2 separate regions of the Mus musculus genome follow, and region 2 is linked to region 1. Evidence: chromatin loops called from intact Hi-C (ENCODE). Cell type or tissue: gastrocnemius. All regions are shown on one strand. Links, peaks and the distances in the headings refer to the core of each region. The heading gives the core; the rest is flanking DNA.

Region 1 (6,069 bases), core at 1,082-5,081:
AGAAGCAAAGGGAAGCGAACAGGGCAAAATGAATGACAGGTTATTTGTAACAAAGGTGGCAGCTGAGACGACAATGAGAACAAGAATCACTATTTATGTAGCTGCTTACAGTTTTTACAAACTAGGCTCCCTGAAATTACTGACACTGTCTTCAGAAGGACCTTCAAGGATTGCAGAAGTGAAATGACATTCCCCAGGTTACACAGCGAGTAAGAAAAAAGCTGAGGTCACCGGTCTCTAATCCAGGGCTGTTGACACCACAGAGTCTCTGGAGAGAATAATTTGGAGTTATCCTGAGGAATTGAGCTAATCCTCTGATCACAGAAAAGACCACCAGCAGCCACATCAGCTACAGTTTAGTGGGAGATGCAGAAAGGGCGTAGGGCTCACTGCCCTTTGCTACACAGAGGTTGAAATCATCGCTCAAGAAATATCTCCATGCACATTAGGAAGAACGGCTAGTGTGGTAGAAAGGAGGCTTGCATCTTGAGTGCTCAGTGCAATCATTTATTTACCCGGGATGGCTCACAGTGCCAACAACAGCATAATCATCTGTCCCCCAGTTGTTCAGCTATAAATGCGCAGATCATTTTTGTTTCAACTTTCTTCCCATATGCGATGCCTCTGTAAGGCCTGTAGCTGTCACTTCTAAAACCCTGAAGCCAGGTGCTTATGCCATATCGCTGGCCGCCATACTCTCCTCGGAGCCACTGTACTGTTCGACTGGGGTTTCAGTTCATTGCTCCAGCTGTGGTTTTGTGTTTATACCCTCGCTTCCCTAACTTCATCTTCTTCCCGCCCAGTCAATTCTCTGGAATATGTCAAATGCTTAAACATTACACTAAAAATGACATTCAAGGGTTCTAGCAGGGCCCAGCCTGAGTTCACTGTAAGTGCCTATGCCCAGGGCATATTGCTCGACACATGGTGGCCTCCTTTGTGGCTCTAGAGCAGAACCTCTCTCTCCAGTGCTGTTCTTGTCTTCATGTCATCAGACTTCAGGCTCACGTGGCTTTTCCTACAAGCTGATCTAAGTTCCCTGTTATTTTCTTATATGAATTCTTTTTATTGACTTCCTGTGATTTCTCAACTGAAAAGATTGTTTTTATTTGACTGCTTAGCCCTCCTTTTATATGTCTCTTTACTATGAAGCTCTATGAAGTTAAAACCTAGGATTTCACACACCACCCAGGAAAGTAGTGCATAGTGCTTAGTGGGTGCTTGATAGCTGTGTTGAATGAATGAATGAATGAATGAATGAGCAACCAGAGCTTTAGCATGTTTGGTGTTCCATGACACCTCTCTACCAACAACTAGGGACAGGGCTCCTGTAGGACAGTCTGTTGTTCTGTAATTCTTTTCAAAGTCATGATTGCTAATAAGCTACCATCATTTAGAAAGTTCTGTGAAATTCCTAACATAATTTCTGAAAGTGGGGGGAGGAAAATCTTGTTTAGACCTAGGCCTGGGGCATGGTAACAATGCATAGGTACCACCCACTGGTCATATAAGTTGTCAACTTTTTTTTTATTTGCCCAAATTGTGTCTCTGAGGGATAAACATATCCTTAGCAAAATGCATCAACCTATTGGGATTTTAAAGTCATAATTGAGCCAACGCCTTGGTCAAAGTATTGTTGCTTTAATTATGCCCATTTATTTCAACATTCCAATTTTGGAAATTTTTTAGCTGCCCCATTACATTTTCTTTTGCAAGTGAAAATTGTCACGATGCCCTCTGGTGGAATTAAAATTTTTCTTCCTTCTTTCCTTTCTTCCCTAGCTCTGTCCCTCGCGCCCTCTTTCCCTCCTTCCATCTTCCCTTATCTGTTTATCCTTTTATGTATTTAGAATGAAACACAGGAGCCATGGGATTTATATTACTTTGCAATGCTGACTGACTAGGTATTATATCAAAGGTCAGATTAAAGATGATGGTAACTACAACACTCATAGCTATATTTACAAACATGATCAGAACAGAGGAGCAAGAGTTGGCTGTGGCTCACCAAGAATAAGCAGGACTTGTGTCATTATATCCCCACTAGAGCTGATGCAGCTGACAGAATGGCAAGGCTTTCAAAACTGGTTCTGTGCACCAGGTCACGACTTCAGTACTTCTTTGTAGAGCCATGTCATTCTTCCTTTCCTTTCCTTTCCTTTCCTTTCCTTTCCTTTCCTTTCCTTCTTTCTTCTTTCCTTTCTTTCTTTTCTTTCTTGTTTTTTTTTTTTTTCTTTTAGGCAATCTGGATTACACACCAAACGAGATCCTGCTTAAAAAGAAATCAGACTTTTGGGCGATCCAACCCCTGGAAGATGTCAGGGCTGTTCTTTAAGCAACCATGGTCTTAAGACAGAGGGAAGTAACATTTATCGGAGTAGATTAGTTTCCATATTTGTTTATTTCAATGCAGTAAAAAAAAAATTGAAAAGAAGACAAATGAGTATTTAAATATCTATCAACATGTCCTCAAATTATTTAGTGATTGTTTTAAAATTTCCTAAAAGTCAGACAGTAGAAATAAGCTATGGATATAGTACAGATGCATTCAACCAGCTGATTGCATTACAATTGAATCTTTGGGTTTGGTGCACCCCAAATTAAAAGACAAGAAAAAGAGAAAACAAAACAAACAAAAAACAAAAGGACCCAGGGCTCCTGTACAGCAGGCCGATCTAAATCTCTCAAAGAGTAGTACTGCCCCCTAGCGGGAGTTTGGAAAGATTCTAAGGGCCAGGTGTGAGGGGCTGGTCTCAGGAGGGAGCTATCCAAAGGGAAGTTCCGCACTGTGCTGCTGCTCCAACAATTATTTACACAGTCAAAAAACCTGTCTGCAATGCCTTGTGACCAGGACCAAATTCAGTTTTACATCAAGGCAAAACAGACAAACACAAATCCAATTACTTTCCAGTTATTTTTTTTAAGGAATGCGAATCTGACATAAAGTGAGGGCAGAATGCACATTGTTTCTGTAGTAGCACTAGCATTCTGAGAATGCTAGCGTCAGGATCTCTGCCCACAGATGGGTCTGGAGGGCTCTGGAAGACACAACTGTAGCCATGTCATTTGGAATGTCGAAATTCAAAGCAAGCCCACAAACGGGGCTGACCTCTTTCTTTCTTTACAATTAGACAAATTACAGCAATCCTTCTGAGAATGTCTGTTTGCCTTGGTAATATTATCAATGAATTTCATTTTAGTACAGTAAAGATTGTTGTCAAAATGCTTGCTATAATACACAACAATGAAGGAAACCAGCAGAGACAAATGCTAGACACTTTTCTTGCATGGAGCAATCAACTACTGAAAACAAACCCAAACCCAACCCACAACAAACAAAATGGCCAGAAGGGACTTCTCAGAACCCTTACAGGGAACTGGAGGCTTGCAGCAGTTAGGAGAGTATTGATCACAGAACACAGATGAGTATTTGTGAGTATGAATAAACCTGGGAGTGGTGGTGGATTTCTACTGTTTTATTATCAGCACTCCATCTCCAGCTTTATAATAACCCTGAAAACTGCCTTCCTACAGTCATGAATAGTAGAACAAAGCGAGGACTCTTAAGCTCCATTCCCATAGAACTGTCATCTTCTGACCTGCTTGATGGCTCCCTGAGAACATACCACGCACAGCACTGCCTGTATGCGTTGACTCAGAACTCACTGACTGTCACTGTTCCCCATGGAGATGAATTCCAATCAACTGTAGAAAGGATGCACAGAGATTAACATCACAGCTACCTGAGGTGGGCAGTGCTGACTGATGCACATCAGGGCTTTGCAAAGGTTACAGGAAAACGTGGGGCAAGATGGCATGGGCACCTGTTAAATACGGAGGTGAGCACACACCTACTGTTGTGTGAGTCCTCAGAGAGAATCCAAAACTTTGTTTTGCCTTATCTTATGGCCCTATGAAAGCAGAAAAGGAAGGCTAAAGCAAATTTTCCTTCTGACATGGAGTGTTCAGGGTGTTCTCCAAATGCACATAGAACTCCTTGGAAAGTACTGTGTCATTAGTGAGCTCCTGGTCCAATCACTAGCTGAATGCTAAGTTAAGTATCAGAGACCATGGTGGCTACCTGTGATAGTGACAGCTAGAATGAAGTAATCGTCACCAACAGAAACATTAGCCGTGCTGCAGTGAGATGCTCAAATGTCAAGAGTCTCCCTCCATGTGATATTATTTTAATTGTACTGTTCAACAAAATTAGTGACTATTCTCAGAAAATTAAAACACTGCACCATCAATATGAAAGCAGTCAATACAACTACCCTAAAGGAGTCAGGATGTAGGTAGGGACTAGATAGAGACTTAAATCTCTGTTCTTATGTTCAAAGAGCTAAATGTAACCACACGTGAAGAAAATATGAGAGCAGTTTCTCCATAAGTAGAGATAAGCATAGAGAAATTATTTAAAGGTCAAATATAAAGTCTAGAGCTGAGATGCGAAGTAAGAGGCATGAAAAGTTCACTAAAGGCCTCGGTAGCAGATCCGGGTAGTTCTACAGACAGAGCAAGCGGTCAACTCCAGGGAAGGCCAGTTAGCATCACGGATGCTGAGGATAAGAAAGAGCCAACAAAGGGGGCTGAACAGCGTCTCAAGAGTCAGGGAATACAGTCTAGTCTGTCTGAAAGGAAGTCGCGGAAGGATAGGAGAGCTAGGGGAGCAGGGAGAATGGATGAAGTAATAGCAGAAACTTTCTAAATGTAGTGAAAACTGGCAGTTTGTGAAATCAATATGCAGAGGTTCACGTGTAGACACACTGTACTCTATCTACCAAGAGCTAAAGATAAAGAGAATCTTGGTGGACCAAAGGAAAAGTGGCTTATGCTCAAAGTTCCTCACCGGCTTCCCCTCAGAAGCTGTGGGAACAGAATAGTTAAAATACTTAAAACGGTGAAATAAAAATAATAAAAACATACCAACTAAGAAAGCTATGTCCAGTAAAACTATCTTTCAAGGTGAGGACGAGACCAAGACACATTTAGATTAATAGAACTAAGAGGCAGTTCATTGGCAGTAGGCCAGCCTTGCAAACAATACTAAAAGAATTCTTTAGGTACATATGAAAGGATGAGGGACAGTAAGTTGAGGCTAAAAGGAACAACAACAACAACAACAACAACAACAACAACAAACACAGTTATTTTTACCACTACCCACTAGCAAATATAAACTGTAGGTAAATAAAAAAGAAGGCATAACTAGGGAACTGAAAAGACGGCTCACAAGTTAAGAGTGTGTGCTGTTCTTGAAGTCCCGAGGTTGATTACCAGCGCGTCTACCAGGTGGCTCACAATGGCCTATAATTCTATCATGTCAGCTCGAGAGTGATCAGGCCTCTATGACACCTGCCCCCAGGTACCTAATAACCCCCCCGACATACACATAATTAAAAGTAAAATAATTCTTGCAGCAGCTCCCTAGTGTAGCCTTCAACATAAAAATAAAATAAATCCTAAAAAGAAAGTATAGGTATATTTGTAATTATCATATTTAAAAGACAGGTTCATAAAGCAATAAATATAAATTTACATTGGTATGTATATAACATATTAAATGTGTGGTTTGTATGACCATAAAAGCACCAGGGAAGGGGCAGAGAATAAACAGGAGGAAAGAGTTTGTATAATATTAAAGTTAATATAAACCCAAAGTGAACTGGTATACAAATATACCATTAAGATGCTAACTATAAGCCTAGGGAAACTGTACTACATCATAATCACCACCACCACCACCACCATCATCATCATCATCATCATTATTGCTACTATTGTATATGGTGTGTGTGTGTGTGCACGCGCATGTGCCACAGCACACATGTGGAGATCAGAGTTGGTGTTCCCCTTCTACTATGTGTATCCTTACAGTCAAATTTAGTTTGATTAAAGTTAATTAATAAAAATTAAGAAATTTAAATTTAAAGATGGGAAAACATGGCTCAAGCATTATGGGGACGGTCTAAAGAGTATACCATTGCGCGCACACACACAAGTAGTAAACTATGGCCAACACAAACAAACATAGTAACCAGGTGTTCAGATCACTGCAGCAAGGGAAAC
Region 2 (6,069 bases), core at 909-4,908, 340 kb before region 1:
GGATGGCAGTGGCGCATGCCTTTAATCCCAGCACTTGGGAAGCAGAAGCAGGCGGATCTCTGAGGCCAGCCTGGTCTACAGAGTGAGTTCCAGGGCAACCCAGGCTACACAGAGAAACCCTGTCTCAAAAATACAAAACAAAACAAAAGAAAACAAACAAACAAAAAAAAACAAAGCCAAAACAAAAACAAAACAAAACAAACAAATAAATGAATAAATAAATATTTTTTCCTCAGTGTCCAAATATCATCTTAAGGGCTGATTCAGTCCATCATCTCTTGTTTTGCATTTATTTGTGAAATGTCCCAGAACTTGCTTTAGTCTATGACTGTTCATTTATGTGCTTTCTTTCAGACCAATGGTCAGTAGTAATTTTTTTAAATAAGTATTTTAGGCATTGTAGATGGTATAGTTTCAGCTGCCACTAACTAGCTATAGCTGCTTTAGAATAAAACCAGCCTTAGACAGTATGAATGTGTTTGCGTTCTTACAAAACTTTACTTACCAAAGGAGGTGGTGAGTTCGACCAGCCTACAAGCCAGTGTTTCACATTGTGCACTCCTGGGGGTAATTTAGTGAGAACTGAGAGCAAAGAGAGCCCTTTACCTGCCAGATGATGTAAGACACAAGAGAGACTCAGTTCTTTACCTCAGGGATCTCCTATGGAAACCAGACACAGCTGAGGTATGGGTTGGATTCCAACAGGCGTGGCAACAGAGAGCACTGAGATTCAAATGACTCAGTTACAGAGGCAGATCTGGAAATCAGGAGTCAAGCTGTCACCGGGATGGGATTCCTCAGGGCTCAGAGGGTTATCTGCTCAATGCCACACTTTTGGCTTCTTCTGGCTTGCTGAAAGAGCCTTGACAATCTTTAGTTTGCAGTTGCACCAATCTTCTGCCTCTGCATGGCTTTCCCAGTCCCCACTCTGCATATCTCTTTCAGTAACCGAATGCAGGCTTCCTTAAGAAACACAGTTACATAACCTTAGCGTCTACCCATGCCCTCATTTTAACCTGTCTCTGTAGAGACCCTCTTTCCAACTGAGAACACGTACAGGAAAATCAGCACTTCAAAAATGTCATCTTTTGGGCACACAGTAAGGTGTTACGCCATAAGGAGATTTGTGTATTTACTGTGTGTATGTCTGGGCAGCAGAGGGCAATTCGTCTCATGGGATGGTGGACAGGAGGAAGGAAAGGGTGCACACCACTGTCATACTGGCTAGCTTCACTGCACCAAAGGAGGAAAGAGGATTCCAGATGAGCGGACAACTTTGGCAAATGCAGATAGGCGGGAACAGAGAGCATATGTTGGATAACCACCCTGGAACAAGATGGTGGGCTGGTGGAAGGCACTCCAGTAGATTCAGGAAGCTAGTCTGAGCAACACTACATAAGAATGTCCTCGACACTATACTCAACACTACATATGAATATCATGAAGGCTATACTCAGCACTACACACAAATATCCTCAACACTACATATGGATATCCTCAACACTACATATGGATATCCTCAAGGCTTGCTCGGACAGTGTTGCTAATGGGGTAAGAGAAGCCGAGAGTGCGGTTGTGACGAATCAGCATCTGTTAATTCCCTTTTGTCGTTCAGTGGTTGGTGACACCTTGTTTCAAGGACACCTTAGTGTCTGAACTGTTACCGTGGAGTCTGACACTCAGTAGCTCACCGATTCCTCAGGTTTCCTAAGCTTCTGTGTGTTCTAAGAAAAACAATTCAAGGAAATACACCTGAGAGGTCTAATTGCTGAGCAACGTCTGCGATAGAAATGTGTAACATGTTTGTCTTTTGGTAATAATAGCTATTCTCTTCTTTCTCCTCTCATCTGTTGAAAGCAGAAACTCAGTACCTCAGCATCTCCTATATTAGCTCATTTAATCTGCACATGCCTCCATGAGAAATGATGGCCTCCACTTAGCAGCAAAGTAACAGGCGTTCAGAGTAGCCCCACATAATCCAGCTGCTCTTTTGACACAAACCTACATCACCTTCCTCTTGTTCTCCCCATCACACTCATTGTCTTTCCATTCTCATCTGTCCATGGCCTCATGGGCCAATCTGTCTGCATCCATTTTGCTACCCTGCCATCCAATTCACCCAATGACTGGCATATTGCTTTTTCCTACAGATGGTGTCAGTAATAGATCCAGCTATTTTAAAGGGCCTTTCTTTTTTTTTTTTCCTCACCAGTAAATTCTTACCAGCTGCATATTAAAACCCAGCCCTTCAGACTTCCTAGCTAAGCCAGTCTCTGGTTGGGAGGGAAGAGGATATTCCACAGGTTACGTATTTAAATATAAAACTCTGAAATGCAGCTAGGTGTGGTAATGCCCACCTTTTAATCCTAGCAGCTGGAAGGCAGGGGTAAACAGATCTCCACTTTGAGGCCAGCTTGCTCTACATACAGCATTCCAGGCTAGGCAGGGCTGCATAGCAAGCAAATCAAACAAAACAAAACAAAACACCGCCCAAAGTCTGAAATGTCATTGTAGCTGTGGGACTCTATGAAAGGAAGTTTGGAAATGCTGAGAAGGGTGTTTGAAAACAGCTAAAAGTGGAAATTTCTGGTGCCAGTAGCGTAATTTCTGTATTTCAGTTGTTTTGACATTTATCCAAGTCTGACTTTGTCTATAGATCTCGTTAAGTATTGGAGGTCAAAAATAACTTCCCAAAACCACCCTTTGTGATAATACTGTTAAGTAAACTTAGAGCTCAGGGCAGGTCATCCAGTGCTGACTGGCTGAAATAAAGGCGGTCAACTTGGTTCTCAGGGAAGCTTTGGAGAGTCTTGAGAGGAATTCTGAGTTTATGGTCGGCATGAGGAGGCTAGTTCCCAAATCTCTAAGCTGGACTAGGTCATATTTATTTTATAAAGGCTTCTTGAAGTTCACATGCCTCTCCTTTCCTGACAGCTTTCTTGACTAGAAAATAAGCACAGAACTTTTGACCATAGCCATCCCTACAGAAAGCAACTTTTTAGAATTTGGAAGTGGCTTTTGTATGCAGGTCACATGTGTGTGGTGTGTGTGTGTGTGTGTGTGTTTGGCAAGAATTTTCTAGAGAAGCAAGAAGCACTACTTCAATTCCCATGGATGCTACTCATTTCCCAGAATGGAAAATGTTCTATTTTTGGCCACAAGAATATTTCTGAAGAAAAAAAAAATTAAAGCATGGCCGTCATTTCCTATGCGTGGTTTTCTGAGTTTTAAGAGGTTAATCCATTTGGGTGAAGAGGGGCTTTTGGATGAGAGAGTTTCAGAATGGTAAGAGAGACTGGGTAATTTGGAGTCAGAACCCCATGGGCGGGGACAGGGCAGCTGCACAGGTGGGGAGCCTTGGCTGGCAAAAGTTAAATTTAAAGTCTCAGTGTAGACGGCCAATTGATACGTGTGGAGAGAAAAAAACTTCTGTCCGTGTAAAATACTTCAAGAGAGCCATTCGTGATCTGAGTAGCTGTAATGAGCCTCTCCTGGTTGTAGCAGAATACTCACACACACCCTGCCCTTAGCAAGTGTCTCCTTGGCACCATTGCCTGGTAAAAGGACTTCCAGGGGACCTTTGGGAACAGCAACTGATCTAAAGAAGGCTGGAAGTCAGCCACAAGGTGAAGTCTTTCTTGGCTTTTTCCCAAATCAGACACATTTACAGGGAATAGCTATTGGCTGCCACAGCCTCCAGAGCTCACATCTTTGAGAGAGAAAATGAGAAGGCAGAGGCATGCGTGCATCAGGAGTCGGCTGCTTGTGGGTAGCATCGCAGGTTCCCAGTGTCTCTTCTCATTCGATGTGAGACTCAGCCAGCAGTGCCCAGGGGCTGGTGGAGTGATCCCAAGGGGTGGGGATGGGGGTGGGGGAAGGTTGTGCTGAAGTCATTGGAGCGGACGGGCACAGCGTCACAAGAAATTCTGGAAGGGAAGCTGTGCCCTTCGGCACTGATTAAGAAGGGCAAGCTTGTGTGGAAGGAGCTGTGTAATTGGATACCCGGCAGCAAACCTAGGCGGGTAAAGTCCTGTGAGATTGCCTGGGATTTTCTCCCCTATCATGCTGTTGAAATATTCTTGAATTCCAGTTGGGTGTTTCTTTCATCTGATTCAAATGTAGCCCTGGGCCACAGATGCAGCCTTATATATCTGGGCAACATTGAATTCTCAATAGGAAGGGCTGTTCTCGTAAGGGGGTTTGCTGTCTTTGGAGTTAAGGAATGAAGTGTTGGTGAGAAGATCTGTTATTATGTGCTTTTCTCTTGGCAGAACACTTCTAAGGGGCTCTGTTCCTGAAGGCGGCTCTGAGGCTATGCCTTGGGAGCTTGGGCGTTTGTCTTCTTGGCTACCATCTTCTGAATGTGCTAGACATTCTGACTCATTGCACTGGTTCACAAATGCTACACAGGCCACTTAGACTTGAAGCCAACTCCACAATCTTGAGATCCCCCCCCCATTCGTTTTTCAATAAATATGAACTAAGCTCCTAGGAGGTACCAGGCAGGAGGGTGAACCCAAGAGAAGCAGTCTCTGTTGATGCAGTTTGTGTTAGTCAACTCTTTATTACTGTGGTGAAATAGCAGAGATAATCAACTTAAAAGAAGGAAGAGTTTAGGGCAGAAGACCAGTCCATACCAACTGCTTACTTTGTGGTAGCTGGGATAGACGTAGACATAGGAAGAACCTGGGATCCCAGATATTCTCCTCAAGGGAGAGCTGCCAGTGACCTAACTTTTCCCCACTAAGCTCTGCCTCCTGAAGATTCTATCACCTCCCAATACTGTGATGGATCAGTGACCCGCCCTTTAAGCATACAAGGATTGGCGGGAAGGGAGTCATGCTAGTTCCAAACATAGTTAAATGAGGAGATAGATAATACGCTAATAGATTTTCATTCTGGGGAATGTTTTGAGAGCAAGCTACTCAGAGAGGGAAAAATGCTAAATATATTTTAGGAAGAATAGGCAGGGATGGTTACTCTGAAAGGGTCAACTTTCAATTAACATAAAGAGAAGCCAGTGGAATAAAGAAGAGATGGAATTGCAATGCTCTGGGCAAGTCAATAGCCAATGACAAGGTCCCGAGGCACCCAATGATCAGAGTGTAGCGTAGCAACAAGAGTATGGCTGAGTGTGGAGCATAAGCCACAGGTTTATGTAGGACAAAGAAAGGCTGTATAGTTTATCCAGGACTGGTGAGAAGCCCCCGGAGGGCTGGAAATGACATGGCAGCTCCAGGTTTGAAGGAACAGCAGCTACGGTGGGAAGAGTGGGTGGGGTGAAGGCAAGAGCAAACGGTTTAGACATCAGTGGCTTAAACAGGGGAACAGAAACCGCTACATCTCATGCTTGCTCTGTCTCCGTCCACAGACGCCCTCCTGGGGGCTGACACTTTTGACTCAATTCTCCTAGTGACTCTCTCATCATCCCACAGGGAGTGTGGGATGTTTTCTCTACTTGTCAGATGGTAAAAGGATCTTTCTTGAGTTATAGGACCTGGCTAGCGTAGCCAGTCTCTGGCACTCCCAGCCTTAGGGTCAGATGCTCCACAGAGCCTGCCCTGGTTGTCATCTTGGGTTCCTGCTCTCACCCTGGATCCTAACTTTAGGGGAAAAGTAACATTTAAAAGGCAAAAATCCTGACTGAGGAAAATGTAAAGGCAACACAGATGAGAGCGTTTATATTTAACCATGAATTAATGAGAAAACCAGTAAATGCCATAGAACTTTTTCACAAGTCAGAATTCAGACAATTTAATAAAGCAAACAAACAAAACAAATAAACAAACAAAAAGTTAGGATAAAGTTTGTAGAGTTAGATATGAATGGATTAACAGGCTATACATCTTTGGGGTTACCTATTTCTCTAGTTAGAAACTGTATTGGCCATTCGTCTGTGAGGTATGACTCCTTTGAGTCACACAGGGAGAAGTACTGAGTCTCTACAAGATCCTTGAATGGCCTTTGACAGGTGTACTGTCCACTCCTTACCCTCACCCCAGGCCCCTTGATTTCCAAGTTCTGGCTAATTTCTATGCCACCAGTGCTATGTTTCTCTGGTATGGCAAA

Evidence for each region. Peaks named below come from ENCODE experiments on the same cell type or tissue, not always from the same donor. Only the 100,000 strongest peaks of a DNase experiment are listed, where the experiment ranks them.
Region 2: it touches region 1 in a loop (2.2-fold over the local background); 1 of 42 quality-filtered maps calls a loop at or near these places.

Annotation. Positions count from the first base shown.
Region 1 is chr19:33,224,488-33,230,556 of GRCm38, forward strand. It overlaps the pseudogene Rnls. Among named protein-coding and RNA genes, the nearest start is that of Mir3970, 70 kb to the left of the region's middle. In gastrocnemius, for the core only: CTCF peaks have their summits at 1,762 (motif pointing left) and 2,711 (motif pointing left); a DNase peak (open chromatin) is centred at 2,713.
Region 2 is chr19:32,882,051-32,888,119 of GRCm38, forward strand. No RefSeq gene overlaps it. Among named protein-coding and RNA genes, the nearest start is that of Gm36774, 45 kb to the right of the region's middle. In gastrocnemius, for the core only: no CTCF peak of the experiment used is centred there; no DNase peak of the experiment used is centred there; H3K4me3 peaks cover 836 bases; H3K27ac peaks cover 3,599 bases.